2 separate regions of the Homo sapiens genome follow, and region 2 is linked to region 1. A link is a contact called in ENCODE Hi-C data. All regions are on one chromosome and are shown on one strand. The core of a region is the stretch at or near the end of the contact, and the rest is flanking DNA. Distances in the headings are between cores, read along the strand shown.

The links. Hi-C counts contacts between places; a loop is a spot of excess contacts on that map. Pooled maps may share reads with other maps.
Region 2: a loop to region 1 is called in a pooled map, with 5 times the contacts of the local background. The contact joins the promoter of TLE1-DT here to the enhancer-like site in region 1. A Hi-C loop is called at or near these places in 2 of 50 pooled maps.

Annotation. Positions count from the first base shown.
Region 1 is chr9:79,808,900-79,816,333 of GRCh38, reverse strand. No RefSeq gene overlaps it. Among named protein-coding and RNA genes, the nearest start is that of LINC01507, 12 kb to the left of the region's middle. Within about 2 kb of position 3,698, at least 2 of the 41 ENCODE cell types and tissues checked have a DNase peak (open chromatin) inside an H3K27ac peak, as active enhancers do.
Region 2 is chr9:81,686,401-81,693,834 of GRCh38, reverse strand. It overlaps TLE1-DT (TLE1 divergent transcript), which reads right to left and starts at 4,122. Exons shown (of 4, transcript NR_109772.1): 1 at 3,876-4,122. It overlaps TLE1 (TLE family member 1, transcriptional corepressor), which reads left to right and starts at 4,288. Exons shown (of 20, transcript NM_005077.5): 1 at 4,288-5,618; 2 at 6,401-6,501. The coding sequence starts at 5,595. RefSeq lists silencers at 3,741-3,890, 4,041-4,390 and an enhancer at 4,263-4,977.

The sequences.
Region 1 (7,434 bases), core at 2,449-4,948:
CCATGTATGCTATGCCTTGCTTCACCTCACAACCTTTATATTTAAGAAACTGGAGTACAGTAGCTTTACATTTCCCAGAAAGATCAAATTTAATCTCAAATGGAGTAAGACATTTCTATCTTATGGGAAGTAAGAAGTCACACTGGGACTGGCCTAGTGATCCCCACAGTCTATCTAGGGAGGAAGAGTCTTTTGTCACAAAATACTGGTAGTTGCAGTTAGGGAGGAAGAGCATGGTGGGGTGGGATGTAAAAGCAGCAAAGACATCTGTCCATCAAAAGGTTGAAAGCAGGGCATTTCTTCAGTGGTGAAATAAGAACATTGCTCTGTCTTACAAATTCCAACATTTACACCACAAACATTTTTCCCTTTAAGCAGGAGTGCTTTAGTAAGACCGATCAAATATCCCTTCCTCAGTGATTTACAGCTTTGCTTTTTTCTAGAAAGCAATTAGTACTAGTAGCAGTATAATAGGAGCCATAATGATAATAGTCTTTATATTAGATTGAGCCCTTACAATGTGCCATATACTCTGTCAACAATATCACATTACCCCTTCATTCTTCACAGTTCTCTGAACCAGATATTATTAGCCCCATTTCGCAAAGCAGTAAACTGAGGGACAGGGAGGCTAAGTGATTTGTGACACCAAGAGCTAAGCAGTGGCAGAGTTAGATTTCATATTAGGTTAAGTCTGGTTCCAAATCCAGAATGCTTGCATTTACACTACACAATCTCTAGAACACAGACTTGATGAAAACAAGCTTACACATTACTTTATTAAAAGCTCATTGGGCCAGGCATGGTGGCTCACGCCTGTAATCCCAGCACTTTGGGAGGCTGAGGCAGGTGGATCACCTGAGGTCGGGAGTTCTAGACCAGCTTGACCAACACGGAGAAACCCCATCTCTACTAAAAATACAAAATTAGCCGGGAGTGGTGGCGCATGCCTGTAATCCCAGCTACTTGGGAGGCTGAGGCAGGAGAATTGCTTGAACCCGGGAGGCGGAGGTTATGGTGGGCTGAGATTGTGCCATTGCACTCCAGCCTAGGCAACAAGAGCGAAACTCAATCTAAAAAAAAAAAAAAAGAAAAGAAAAAAAAATGCTAATTGAAGAAAACAATATAAATTAGGTGCTCACAATATGGTACTGTTCATGTCATGGCCATGGTGATCAATGGTCTTGTGGAACATCATGCCAATGAAATAACTAGTTTAAATAAAGCAGGTAAATTATTTTGAGCGAAGACTGCAAAGCGGGTCTATTTCCTTTTATTTCCTTAGATTAGCTAAAGTTACTAAGAACAGAAAAAAGGAACTACTCCTTAATTTTCCATTTTGAAGATTTTTTTTTTTTCCTTGAGATGGAGTCTCGCTGTCGCCCAGGCTGGAGTGCAATGGCACCATCTAGGCTCACTGCAACTTCCGCCTCCTGGGTTCAAGCGATTCTCCTGCCTTACCCTACGGAGTAGCTGGGATTACAGGCGTGCATCACCACGCCTGGCTAATTTTTTGTATTTTTAGTAGAGATGGGTTTCACCATGTTGGCCAGGCAGGTCTCGAACTCCTGACCTCACGATCTGCCTGCCTTGGCCTCCCAAAGTGCTGGGATTACAGGCATGAGACACCGCGCCTGGCCCATTTTGAAGATTTTAATACTCTACTTGGAGAGACCTTGTATTTCCTAAAACTATAAAACAAAACTGTCAAATTATGATAAATTTTTTAATGCAAGCATCAAATGTTGTTGTTTTAGTAATGGTAATAAACGATATCAACATTTTTTCTAGTAACAGCAATAATTTTTCTAAAGGGGAAAACTTTAATTTATAATGGCTTTTGCTAGCCAAATCATGGCTAGAAGTATTTGGGGTCTGATATTTTAAGTAAATTGATTGTATCTCAAAATTAATCCTGTCCACCATTTTATGTGACGGCCAATTTTCCTTAATTACAGGAAAGTATCAAGTCTCGTCAATGAGGTTTAAAAAGGTATGAAAGAACATAAGTCAAATAAAATGGTGACTTTAGATATTATTTCATTTGTTGTCTGCCTGTTGGGTCCTTCATTCAGCTAAGAGACAAACATTTATTAAATGTGTTTTGATTCTTGCTCTCAATAATCTTAAAATTCAAAGATCAGATACAAATAAACAGTTAGCTGTAACAGAGGGCAAATGAAAGTACCCAATAGAGAATGTAACAAATAAAAATTACTTTTTTTGGAAACCGTTTCTCACTCTACATGATTCTGCCTGTTCATCACATGACCCTACCTCCTTCATCATAGAGACAAGCTTATGACCCAGACTGGCCAATCCGATAACCCAGGCTTCCCAGAGACAATGATAGCCCCAAGGTAGACACATGTCCCACCTCCAAACAATCCAAGTCATATGACGAGTTGATATAAATGCTGTGAAAGAGGATTTCTCTCCTTCGGAGATTGAGAGCTAAAAATACTATGTAAATCTGGAGCTTCTGAGAACCGCTTTCCCATCATATATGAGTGTAGGGTCTGCTTAAGACTGAACCCAACATGGAGAAAATCAGAGCCAGGAAATATAATAAGGGACAGATCGCTGAGAACATTAGCCAGGCACTGAATTCAGCCAGCCGAACTACTGGATTTTCAGTTACTTGAGCCAATAAATACTTCTTTTATTTACTCTCATTTGTATCTTTCATTGAAAACTAAATTGCCTCTCCAATACCAAGATGATGCCTGAATGGAGAATGATTGAAGTGTAAAACTTTTTCCATCTCTAACATCATATTAATTTACTTCACGTAGGGGATAGAGGAAAGAACAATTACCTTCAGCTGAGTAATACACTCAGGGTTTCATGGAGGAAGTGATATTTGAGTTGAGCTAGGATTTCCAAAACTGTAAAAGCAGAGTAAGGACTTTTGGGATGAGGAATTAACATGAACAGAGACAAAGAAATGTGAAACTATCCAGTGCATTTGTGTAACTCATTGGTACAGAAATATAACAAGGAAGGGAGGAGAAGTTGAGACTGAGATGGTATTTGAGAAGTCAATGATAAAAGATCTTGAATATTTACCAGGTACTCCAAACTTTTGTTATATAAGCAAATACAAACCCCTGAAGGGTTTGGAAGAAAAAAACAATTCAGGATGTATCGTATTTCCTGGGAAAATAATCCTGCTAACAGCCTAAAGAAATAATTAAATTAGTGAAGATTGGAACGGAAGGCAACCTAGGACCTAGTGACAGGCTTGGTGAGAGGTGTTAAGGACATAATGAAAGTGCCTAGAGGGATGGATAAAAGCAGATATATTCAAGAGACATTTTAGAAATAAAATTAATAGAGCAGGGTAACTAATGTTAAACCTTTTAAATGATAATATCTGCCAAGAGATAATTTTAAAAAAGAAATTGTGATCTGACGAAGTTTTGAGCCAACAGTTTTTAATGGTTCAAAACACGATCTTTCAGGCAAAGTGGAACTAACCTTTGAGAAATGCTTAGAAATGATCCAAAACAGGCAGATGTACTACGCTCACTCTAGTATCAGGAAGTGAAAGAATTTTACTTCTAAGTTTTGACTTTATAACACATTTTAAACTGCAGACAAATGAGCTGGCATAATGATAGAGTCACAAAATGAATTGCAAGTTGAATGTTAAATGATGCTTGCTTCCTTTGGGTTTTCGTGTGGTCGGGCTTAATCTCAGGACAGCAACCAAATGCGGGTGCAGACTGTCTTCATTTCCTTCCTTCCTCCCTTCTCTTTTCTTCCTCTGGCTCTCTTCCTTTTTTCTTTTCTCTTTCTTTCTCAGTCCATCCTCTTACTCCTCCATTATTATTAAATTCTTAGCTAGATTTAGACAGAAAACTTTTTATTTTCATAGTGGAAATTAATCAGCATGCTGTTTTAAAGCAACACAAGAAAAATTAGTAAAGCTTTCCCTGACTTTAAGAGTGGGTGACCTTTTCAGTTTTAATGCAGCAAATATTTATAGAGTGCTAACAATGTGGCAAGCACAGGGCCGAGTGTAGTCATTGTCTCCAAAGTCTCAGTGCCCAGAATCTTTGCTTAGAGAGTGGTGACTCATCAAATTTAATAATTAGAAATTTTCTATTTCAGCGAAATTACACTTCTAATCATAATACGAAATTTTAGGATGATTTTCTTTCCTGAATTGACTATATTATCATTTGAATTCAAATAGGGAGTATGGCAACATTCCAGAAATTTCCATAATAATTTTTCTAAAGGTATATGCAAATGTTGATTTCAAGTTGTAACCCCTGGGATCGGGGGTGGTGCTTCATAGCCGGTCTTAACTTTCAGGTGGCTGGTAAGCATTCATCGGTCATATTTAGTTAGGCATTGAACTTAACAAACTGTAGTATTCATTACTTAGTATGAAATAACAAGTACTCAGGGCGGGCATGGGGGCTCACGCCTGTAATCCCAGCACTTTGGGAGGCCAAGGCGAGCAGATCACCTGAGGTCAAGAGTTCAAGACCAGCCTGACTAACATGGTGAAACCCCGTCTCTACGTGGCACATGCCTGTAATCTCAGCTACTGGCAGGGCTGAGGCAGAAGAATTGCTTGAACCCGGGAGTCAGAGGTTGCAGTGAGCTAAGATCATGCCATTGCACTCCAGCCTGGGCAACAAGAATAAAACTCCGTCTCAAAAAAAAAACAAACATAAAACAAGTGCTCATGTCAGGGAGGGACAGCAAGTGGTAACTACAGGATGACTGAAGTTGAAGGGAGAACAAAAAGGAAATCTAGTTGTCAACACCAGAAATCAGTTGGCAACCATCACCCATTAGCTACCTCAGTGATTTTTTTTTTTTTTTTTTTTTTTTTGAGACAGAGTCTCGCTCTGTCGCCCAGGCTGGAGTGCAGTGGGGAGATCTCGGCTCACTGCACCCTCCGCCTCACATATTTAAGCATTCTCTGCCACAGCCTCTGGAGTAGCTGGGATTACAAGCGCCCACCACCATGTCCGGCTAATTTTTGTATTTTTAGTAGAGACGTGGTTTCACCATCTTGGCCAGGCTGGTCTTGAACTCCTGACTTCGTGATCCACCTGCCTCGGCCTCCCAAAGTGCTGGGATTACAGTGATATTTTTAACTGTACCTAAATCTAATAGCATTTTTAAAAAATAAGAATTAAAATTTTCTTAACTCATAGCATCTTTTCAGGTAAATACCACATACTATTATTATTACTCTAAGTAATCATCTAGGAGTTTAAACTTCACACAGATAATGTTTTCTTCATCTTCAAAATGCAAAGAGGAAAAAAAATGAATTCCTGTAATCATCTTCAAGTTCTCCCTCAAAAAAATGTGGGAAGCTGGGATACAAGCCAAGAGAAAAATCCCATTTTAGAACTTCAAGATCAAGTACCTAGGCCAAGGGTGAAAAAGGCATCCTTAAAGAGACCAAAGTCTTAGAAACCAGTTCTGAGAAATTTGTAAGTTTTCTTACAAAGTTGAACTTGGCCAGGCGTGGTGGCTCACGCCTGTAATTCCAGCACTTTGGGAGGCTGAGGCAAGAGGATCACTTGAGCCTAGGAGTTGGAGATCAGCCTGAGCAACATAGGAAGACCCTATCTCTACAAAAGATATTTTTTAAAAAACCAAAACACCTAGCTAGACCTGTTGGCACTTGCCTGTAGTCCCACCTACTCAGAAGAATGAGGTGGGAGTATCGCTTGGGCCCAGGAGTTCCAGGTGGCAGTGAGCCATAATCATGCCACTGCACTGCAGCCTGGGCAACAAAGTGAGACCCTGTCTCAAAAAATATGTACATATATATAAAAACAAAAAGTTGAACTCATCAAACTGTCCCAGATGAACAAACCAGTTAACACTATTAAAAACACTTTTCAATAAAATATAACTTCTAAATTATAAATTACAATGCCACACAGATTAATGCATTAATTAAAAAATGAAAGATATATGTCACTCAATCAAAATTCTTGAGTTTTCAGATCTTAAAGAAAATTATGTTCTTACAATTTCCTTTTTCAACTTCATAATCAAAAAACAGTTTAACAAAAGGCAGAGGAGAAATCTGTAACATGCATTAAACTTTCACTTTCATTAGCAAAACAAACATTGAACGAATGTGCTTTTACCACATCTGCTTAACCTTGAAGACTCTGTATTTTTTTCACTCTTCTTCTGGAAGTTTTAAATGGCAAAAACATTCCTGGTTTCATTTGCAGTCTGAATGAGTAATTTCAATGATAACAATGACATTTGAAATATTTGTGGTTTTGTGCAGCCTTTCCTCCAGGAATAATAAAAAAGCCAAGAACAGTGAATAATCCAAAGAAGACCTTCCTTAAGAATCATAGAGGAAAATAAAATCCTGTGCAAAAGTCATTTGTTTTGGCTGTGTAGCCCCATTCAGAGTGGAATTCATACTACCCAGACTTTTTTTTTGGACAATTAATTTATTAATAATAAATTTAATTAAACAATCAATGAATCAGTATTTAGGTCTCCATTTCTGAGCTGATAATATTTGTCCAGCAGTGGTTAAAGTCCAGTTGTTATTTGTTTAAATTTAGACTTATATAGGTTCTATATGTTCAAGGGATCTTTATCTTTTACTGTCCTCTCTGTTAGCCAACATTCGAGCATGGGAATTGGGGAGTGGTATGTGATGTTCTAGTTCAAAGGACTTTTTAGCCAAACTGAGCTTAAATATGTACATAGGCATATTTTAAGTTGAGTACACAGTATTAGCTGGTCTCTCAAGCTATATATTTTTAGATAAAAAGCACTTATACTAAATACAAATTCTTTCTGAACTAATCAGACCACCAACCACAATGTCAAAACGCTTTTAAAGAAACTTCACAAAAATACCAAGCTTAAATTGTCTCCTTTACTTGTAGCAAAATGAAATAAACAAAGAAAAAGGAAATTTCCCCCAAGCCAACACATAGACAGGAAAAGACTTCAGAAATCCAGGAGGAATGACAAACATTTTTAAAATAACATTGGATTTTAAATTAAAGTCTTAACTAAAAGTGTTCTAAAAATCAATGTGTTCCGCTTAAGGGAAAGAGGGAGGACTCCAACACACTTCTAAGCACACAGTAGGCACTCAAGAAATCACTGTTGATTGCTAGCAAAGCAGTGACAAAAATCTTGTGTTTTTCTAGAATAGAAGCTGAATCAAGGTTTTCTCTCTGTCTGGATAGTGTGGATGTTCCAGAGAGTGTAACGGTAAAAGGACAAGAAAGTAAGAAAGAAGCACTTAAGGGAGTGAAAGAGAGACTTTGGAATTAGCAAAGACAAGATCCGTTTCTCATTTCCCTATCCCTTCACAAAAGCAGGGGAGAGGGACTAGTTATCTCATCATTCTAATAAAGCAATTGATCTAGATATACTCTTAGAGGGCCATAAAGTGCCCAGTAGACAGCA
Region 2 (7,434 bases), core at 2,873-5,372, 1.9 Mb before region 1:
GCATACTGGTCAGTCAATGTGTCATTTTCATAAAGTCTGCTCATTTCTCTTCAAATGCTCCCAGTTTAATTTAGTTGGTTTCCTGCAATCTCTAATTTTACCATATTGTGTGAAACCGCAAGAGATTCTTTGGAAGTGATTTTATTTGAGGTTTTACTGCTGCATGGATCTGCTACTGATTTTTTTTCCCTTCTCTGCGTTCTTCCTTTCACCTCCACGTCCATCTTGCCCTTTTCTTTGGTAAAGGAGTGGGGGAGAAAAAGATTACCAAGAAATGCTGGGAAAAATTCTTCTGGACCCTACATTCTTAGGTTTAAGAAAACTATCAATTAAAAAAAAAAAAAGGTGGGGCGGGGTGGCTCACGCTTGTAATCCCGGCACTTTGGGAGGCCAAGGCGGTCGGATCACCTGATGTTAGAAGTTCGAGACCAGCCTGGCCAACATGGTGAAACCCTGTCTCCGCTAAAAATACAAAAATTAGCCGGGCGTGGTGGTACACGCCTGTTATCCCAGCTGCTCAGGAGACTGAGGCACATGAATCGCTTGAACCTCGGAGGCGGAGGTTGCAACGAGCTGAGATCGCACCACTGCACTCCAGCTTGGGTGACAGAGCGAGATGCTGACTCAAAAAAAAAAAAAAAGTCAAATGAGGAAATGTATGAGCAATAATTCTCAGCTAAAAGGAAGAGAACACAACAAAAGTGGTCTGTTAAAAACTATAATTATTGGCCAGGTGTGGTGGTGCATGCCTGTAATCCCAGCACTTTGGGAGGCTGAGGAGGGCGGATCACGAGGTCAGGAGTTTGAGACCAGCCTGGCCAACAAGGCGAAACCCCGTCTATACTAAAAATATAAAAATTAGCCGGGTGTGGTGGCACACGCCTGTAGTCCCAGCTACTGGGGAGGCTGAGGCAGGAGAATCTCGAACCCAAGAGGCAGAGGTTGCAGTGAGCTGAGATGGCACCACTGCACTTCAGCCTGGGAGACAGAGTGAGACTCCGTCTCCAAAAAAAATTAAAAAATTACAATTATTATTTCAAATAAAAAAGTAATAGATTTAAAAGATGTCTAGTTGCTACGATCAGCATCTATAACTTTTCCTATTTTGTTTAGTATCTGTACTAGATAACATCTAGCTTTTGTAATTACTTAGGCTATTGCTGAGTTGAAAATTTGATAATCAGCAACAAATGAATGGGAATATACCCACATATGCATCAAAAGAAAATGAACAAGCTGACAATCTTTCTGTTTCTCTGCAGAGCATAAAAAGGGTACTGTGTTTTTCAGAGAAAATTTCCAGTGGGAGCATCATACATTTCACATAAAAACATCATTGACATATGAATGTTAAAGGTAAAGAAGATTATGGTTAACAGGCTTTAAATGGAAGACCAAAATTATAGATTTCATGAGGAGGACTATTTTCTTTTAAACAGGCTGTAGGCAATCTGCACATATATTATTTATTTAAAACATAAGATTAAAGCTACTTGACTGTTTAAACGCCGTCATTTGTAATGCAGTTTGATGAGAGTTTTGTAGTATAATTATTACAGCATGACAATCGTGGAGAAAATATGACCTTGAAAAGGGCAGAGCCTTCTCCCACTCTGACAGACGATGCTCTAAATGGGAAAAAAAGGCTTCAAAAACCAAAACCAACCATTTTTATGCACACAATTAAAGGCCTTCCAATTTTAAATTCATAATGCTCTGTAGATACTACAGATACTTCATTATAAGGAAATCAGAAGGCCTGGTGTTTCAAACTCTATTGGCAAGGAAAGACTAGTTAAAAGAGAATTTCTAGTGTTTACTCATGGCAAACTGGGAAATATGGTGAGCAGACACATTGTCTGTGAGTAGTTATGTTAGAGAACATTTAAAGATGCCTTAGTACTGATTTTGAGGGCAGCGGGGTGGGGAAAGAAGAGAAGTAGCAACACTTTTGCCCCATCTCAAAGCATATTTTAATGGCTCTGTTTAAACTTAATGGGAGTGTGCCAGTTATTCAAGATACAGGCACCACATAAAGCCTGGGTAAGCCGGGGAGGAATATCAGTTGCTCCAGTTGTCACAGCATGTATACAAGCATACTTGTGGCATCCAAGCACTTTCTGTCCGGTCCTGGAGCTGATTATGGGATGAACTGGCCGCAGACTGGTATATGTGGCTCAATCACTAGATAATTTCAAGGAAAACAGGTTGCTAAAGGCCCTGGGATCCTATGATTCCAAAAAGTCCTGTATGTCGAGCAAAACTGTCATCGTCACCAAATTTAACCAAGGAAAGTGAGGCAGTGCTTTCTTCTTTTTTGTTCTCCATGTTAGCAAAATGAATAATACAGCCGCCTTCCCAACTGTACTTAATGAGAACACCACAAAGCTACAATGCCCAACTTGTTTAAGAATTTACTATGGCTTCGTACAGACTGGTTAAAATCGCTTTTTTATTTTTTCATTTATAATTGATATTTGGGAGTGATGCAATTATAGACAAATCAATATCATACATATTTAAAAACAACTCCAACAGTGAAATGTATTATCTAAAATGACTTCTAAAACTATTTCAAGAAAAAGAACTCTGTAAAAGCACATCTTTAAATAAAATGTATGTCTGTTTAAATAAGCTCCTTCCCGTAAGTCTCTTGAAGGTAAAATAATAAAATAATAACGTGGGGGTTATTAATACCAAAAACTTAACTAGTTTCCAACATAAGATAAATACTTGTCCAAGATGTGCCCTTATGGAAGAAGTTACCACCGTTTGGCTAAACCAGCATTATTCATTCACTGCTCATGTGGAAATGTTCCTCAAACAAAAGCATAAATGCGGCAATACTGACGGTTTTCTGCTGTGTATTTAGAGACATACACAAAAACCAAAGACTCTCAGCATTAATTATACAGCATGTCTTGATTATTACAATCTCAAAATCCCTTTTAACTCAAGTTCCACTTCATAAGAACCTTAGCCACGTCATTTACCTAACTCTTCCCATTTAGCTCTTCACACAGCTCAGCTCAGGAGTACCACCCAGACTGTGGGGGTGGGGTGTGCGGGACAGGTTTTTCAGGTCTCAGTGCTGGTTTATTACATTGTCTCTCTTTGTTCCCAGGAATTGGAAACAGACTCGTAGTCTTGTAGCTGAGAAGTTCCTAAAAACCTCAGCCGCTCCCCACCTCTCCCAACACAGCGAAGTCAGGACTTTTAAGACGAAGACCTGGGATTTCGCGCCCCGGGCAAAACGTCTCATCTGCGGACACGCGTGCCTTGTTCTGGCAGCACCCTGGGAATCCTTCCCGCCAAACGGGACAGGACGATCTTTTTGAAAAGTGGCTTGAAATCCTGCAATAAAAATCAAATCCTACCACTTTGGGTGCAAAGGGGGTGGGTGGGGTGGGAGGACATCACAGTCGTCTTTGCTGGTGTACCTACGCCAACCGTGGCGTTGCTCATTTACGCATTTCCAACTAAGTGCACAGTCCACTCCCTCTCGTACATCCGTAAAAAGGCAGCTCAAGGAAAAACAAACCTCAGATAAATTTTTGAATGTGGCCTCACTTTTAGAGTAGCATCAAACAAGGGGTCCAGCACTGAAAAACACATTTGCTCGAATTACCAAAAGCCCCCCTCCGCCTCCAATAAGAAACTCCGCAGCTAGTCTTTGAGTTACTTTCACTTAGATCTGAGGATTTTCATTAAAGGGAAAAGTGAGCAAGTGGCAGGATTTTTGCTAACTCGAGCCCTCAGCTTCCCCGGCTGCACGCTCGCCAGTCCCTCCCGCTAGCGCGCGCCCGCGCGCTCTCTAGCCAGCCCCACGTTACTTTGATTGACAGCCCAGCCCCGCCGCTCTCCTTCCCACCGACCTTCCCATCATCAGTGCCAATCTCCGCGAATCGCCGCTTCCCATTGGCTGGTTTTGGCGTCCCGCGGCTCCTCCAGGAACAGTTCCTCACCAAGCCCGGGAGGACGCGGCTGGCGGAGGAGGGGCCGGGATGGGAAGGGAGACCGAGGAGACGGCGGAGATGGAAGCGAGAGGAGGGGGGGAGGGAGAACGCCCCGTCCGGCGCTGCGCTGCCATACGCTCCGGGGAGGAGCGCGTCAGCGCCCCACGTTGGTTGCAGCGCACGCGATTGGCTGATGCGGGCCTTCTGCCCCCCCCCCACCCCCCAACCTCCCGGGCTCACGTCCCCCGCCGGCTCCGCGCTCGCGCCCCCCGCCCGAACGGGGCTGGGCGGGGCCGGCGCTGGTTAGCTCCGGAGTGTGAAACCGCGTGTTAATGTAAGCGGCGCGAGAGGCGCGGGCGGCGGCGGCGGTGGGAGCGGCGGCTGCAGAAGCAGCAGCAGCAGAAACAGCGGCGGGTACTCTGTGCCCCGCGTCCCGGAGGCAGCCGACTGCGCCACCCCACCCTCGCACGGCCGGGCGGGACCCGCGCCACCAGCCCGGACCTCCGTCGTCCCGCGGCGACCAAAACCCCCGCTGGCCCCACCGCTGTGACTACTCTGGACTCGCCCGCAGAGTTTGCCCGCCGGGGAGGGTGGCCGATTGGCGGAGCGCACTCCTGCTGTTTTCCCCACCATCTCGTGGATGTCGTCCCTCGGGTGGTGAGAGAACTTTGCAGTGGGCTGGAGCGCCCTTTGCGGAGAAGCACACGAAGGTGAAGGAAGGAAAGAAAGAAGACCGAGGAAGAAGGAGCTCGGAAGAAGGGTCCGGAGCGGCCGGTCCGGCCGTGCAGGGCGAGTGCGCCCGAGGCGCGGCGCCCTGATGCTCCCCGGGCTCGAGGAGCATTGGGCACTTGCGGGACTGCTCTCGGTGGAGTAGCCCCGTCGGGCCCGGAGGGTTTGTGCAACCGCGGAGAACACCGAGTGCTGGTCGCACGGGGCGTGCCGAGCCGCCTCCCGGCGCGCCCTCCGCACTTTCCCCGCCTCGTCATCCGTCGCTCCCCGGCCAGGAGCCTCCGCTGCGTCTTCAACCTCGCTCCCCTTTGCGTCCCGGGAGCCTGCGAGCACCCGGCCGAAGGCGCAGCCGAATCTTGCGGGAGTCGCCCCGAAAGCGTCGGGTTTGTGTGGGGTTAGCGGGGGCCGCCGCGCCACCTGCACCTCGCCCGCCGCCGCCTCGGGGAAAGCCCGAAGAGGAGGCGGACCAGGAGAAGAGCAAAGAAAAGCAGTCCGTCTGGATTTGTTTGCCCAGGACTGGCGCCGCGCACGCGGATCGCCGAGGGGAGTGCGGTCGGAGTCACCGCGCCCCCGCCTCCCCGCCCGGGCAGCTGAGGCCGGGGGTTGGAGCGCTGCCCCCGCGCACAGTCCCCGAGCGCCCGACGTCTCCGCGCAGGTTCTTGAAGCAGCTGGGCCTGGGGCGCCCACTAATGTGGCCCTGAGGGCCGGAGCCCGCACCGACGGGAGCGGGAGCCGGAGCAGCTGCGGGCGCCGAGTGGCCGGTGCGCCCGGCGGAGCGCGCGTGCGTGGCCAGCGCGCTCCCCGCTTCTGCTTGGCTTTCCGGCTTAATTTTCCTCGGCGGGATTAAAGTTGGAAATTGACCGGAGAATTGAGTTGCCGGGGAACAGAGCCCCGGCCGCCGCCAGAGCGATGTTCCCGCAGAGCCGGCACCCGGTGAGGCGCGGCTGGGTGGTGGTGGGGGGCCAGGATCGTTGGGGAGGCGCTTCTCCCGGGCGGTAGGGAGACTGGTGGCTTCTGAGGCCCGGCGGACCTTCTCGCCCTCAGCGGTGTAAGGCTGGGGAGGTCTGGGGCCCTCTCTTCCTGGGGTGGGGAGTGGGCCGAAACTCTTAATTTTCTCCCTCCCTTTGGGCTCCTTCCTACTTGACGTCTATACCGAGCGGACAGGGGCGCTGGGGAAGGCTGGGGTTTCTCTCCTGCAGCCATATCCCCTCTACCTTCCCCGAGTGGGGGCAGGGCGCCCCCCCCTTTGTTTCTCCTCTCGCCTATTTACATGTCAATGCGGCCCCGGTTCCGGTGCGTCTGGAGGTGGCCCCGGCGACTCTGGGAATGGGGAGCGTAAAGGAGTTGTTTTTCTCCTCTGGTCCCCGGGGTCATTATCGCCGCCGTGGGGGAAGGGGCGGCGACACCGACAATCTGGCCTGGTCTTCCCTGGCCGCCGGGGAGCCCCCTTCCCTTTGGCCTGGTGACCCGGGCGCACTTAGCGCAATCCGCCCTGGAGACTGGGAAGAGCTTCCGAGCCTCTTTAGAAGCCGGGGCCCGGGGAGGGTCCGCTTTCCCCCTCCCCATAGTGAAGGGCAAACTCGAGTTTGGGGCCTCGTTTTCAGCCACTTCTAACTTTATGTTTATGTCCCACCCGTTCTTGCCTTCTCTGACTTACTGCTTTATTCATCCGCCCGCATTCCCGTCCCTCGGTCCCCCTCGCTGGTCGCCCCCAGACGCCGCACCAGGCTGCAGGCCAGCCCTTCAAGTTCACTATCCCGGAGTCCCTGGACCGGATTAAAGAGGAATTCCAGTTCCTGCAGGCGCAGTATCACAGGTGCGTGTCCGGCCGCGCCATGCGAGTGGTCGCGGGCGTCCCGGTGCCCCTTGCACCCAGCCGGGTGGCGGCGGCGCCTGTACTTAGTTCTTGCGTCCAGGCGGTGGCGTGTGGAGTCTCAGTTAAGACCTGTCATTCAAGTTACCCCCTTTCCTGGTTCTTCCCGGGCCGCCTCTTCTCTTGTCTCCTCCTCCTCCCATTGTTTCCCTTTTGCCGGTTTGCACTGTTCCAGGGAGTCCTTTTTCATGTCTTTAGGAGTTGCATGAGAATCGTCAATATTTGCACTTCATGTATTTATTTTTCAGCAGACTGAGCTGAAACATTGGTTCAATCGATGTCTCAGTCCTGGAGTGTGGGTTCAGGGAAGCAAAGCCATGTTGAAATCGCTGTTTGCCATACTAGAAAATTGGGTTTTCTGAGGCAAAGTCCATTAAGGAAGGCTAGATGCTTATAACATTGCCCATCATTGGTGATGGTGAGGGAGGTGGGTATAATAGTATAAAGAAGAAAGCTCACCTGCTTTGGCGTCATTTCGGATTGGTTTGGGTAGGATGAGAGAGTGGAGTCACATTTATATCCATCTCAGCCTTAGTTTCTTCAAGTAATGAGACTTACCTTCAAAGGACTTATAAATTTTTGTAAAATACTTTGCCAATAGTGAACTTCCCAGAAAGGTTAGTTTCTTTCCCTTGTTCCTATGAAGTTTTACCTGATTCTAACTCAGAAATAACTGTATTGACATTTTTTGCTTTTGTCATGCTTGAGAAAAAGCACACAGATGAGGCGAAGTGGCTTGGGTGTGAATTTTCTTACTTTGTCAGGGGCTTTCTCATTATTGACCTTTTGTCTACTTGTAGATAATATCTCTGCAGCTTGAGGCATACTTGCACACACCGTGTTTACCCAGCAGGGAGAACTTCAACCCACTTTATT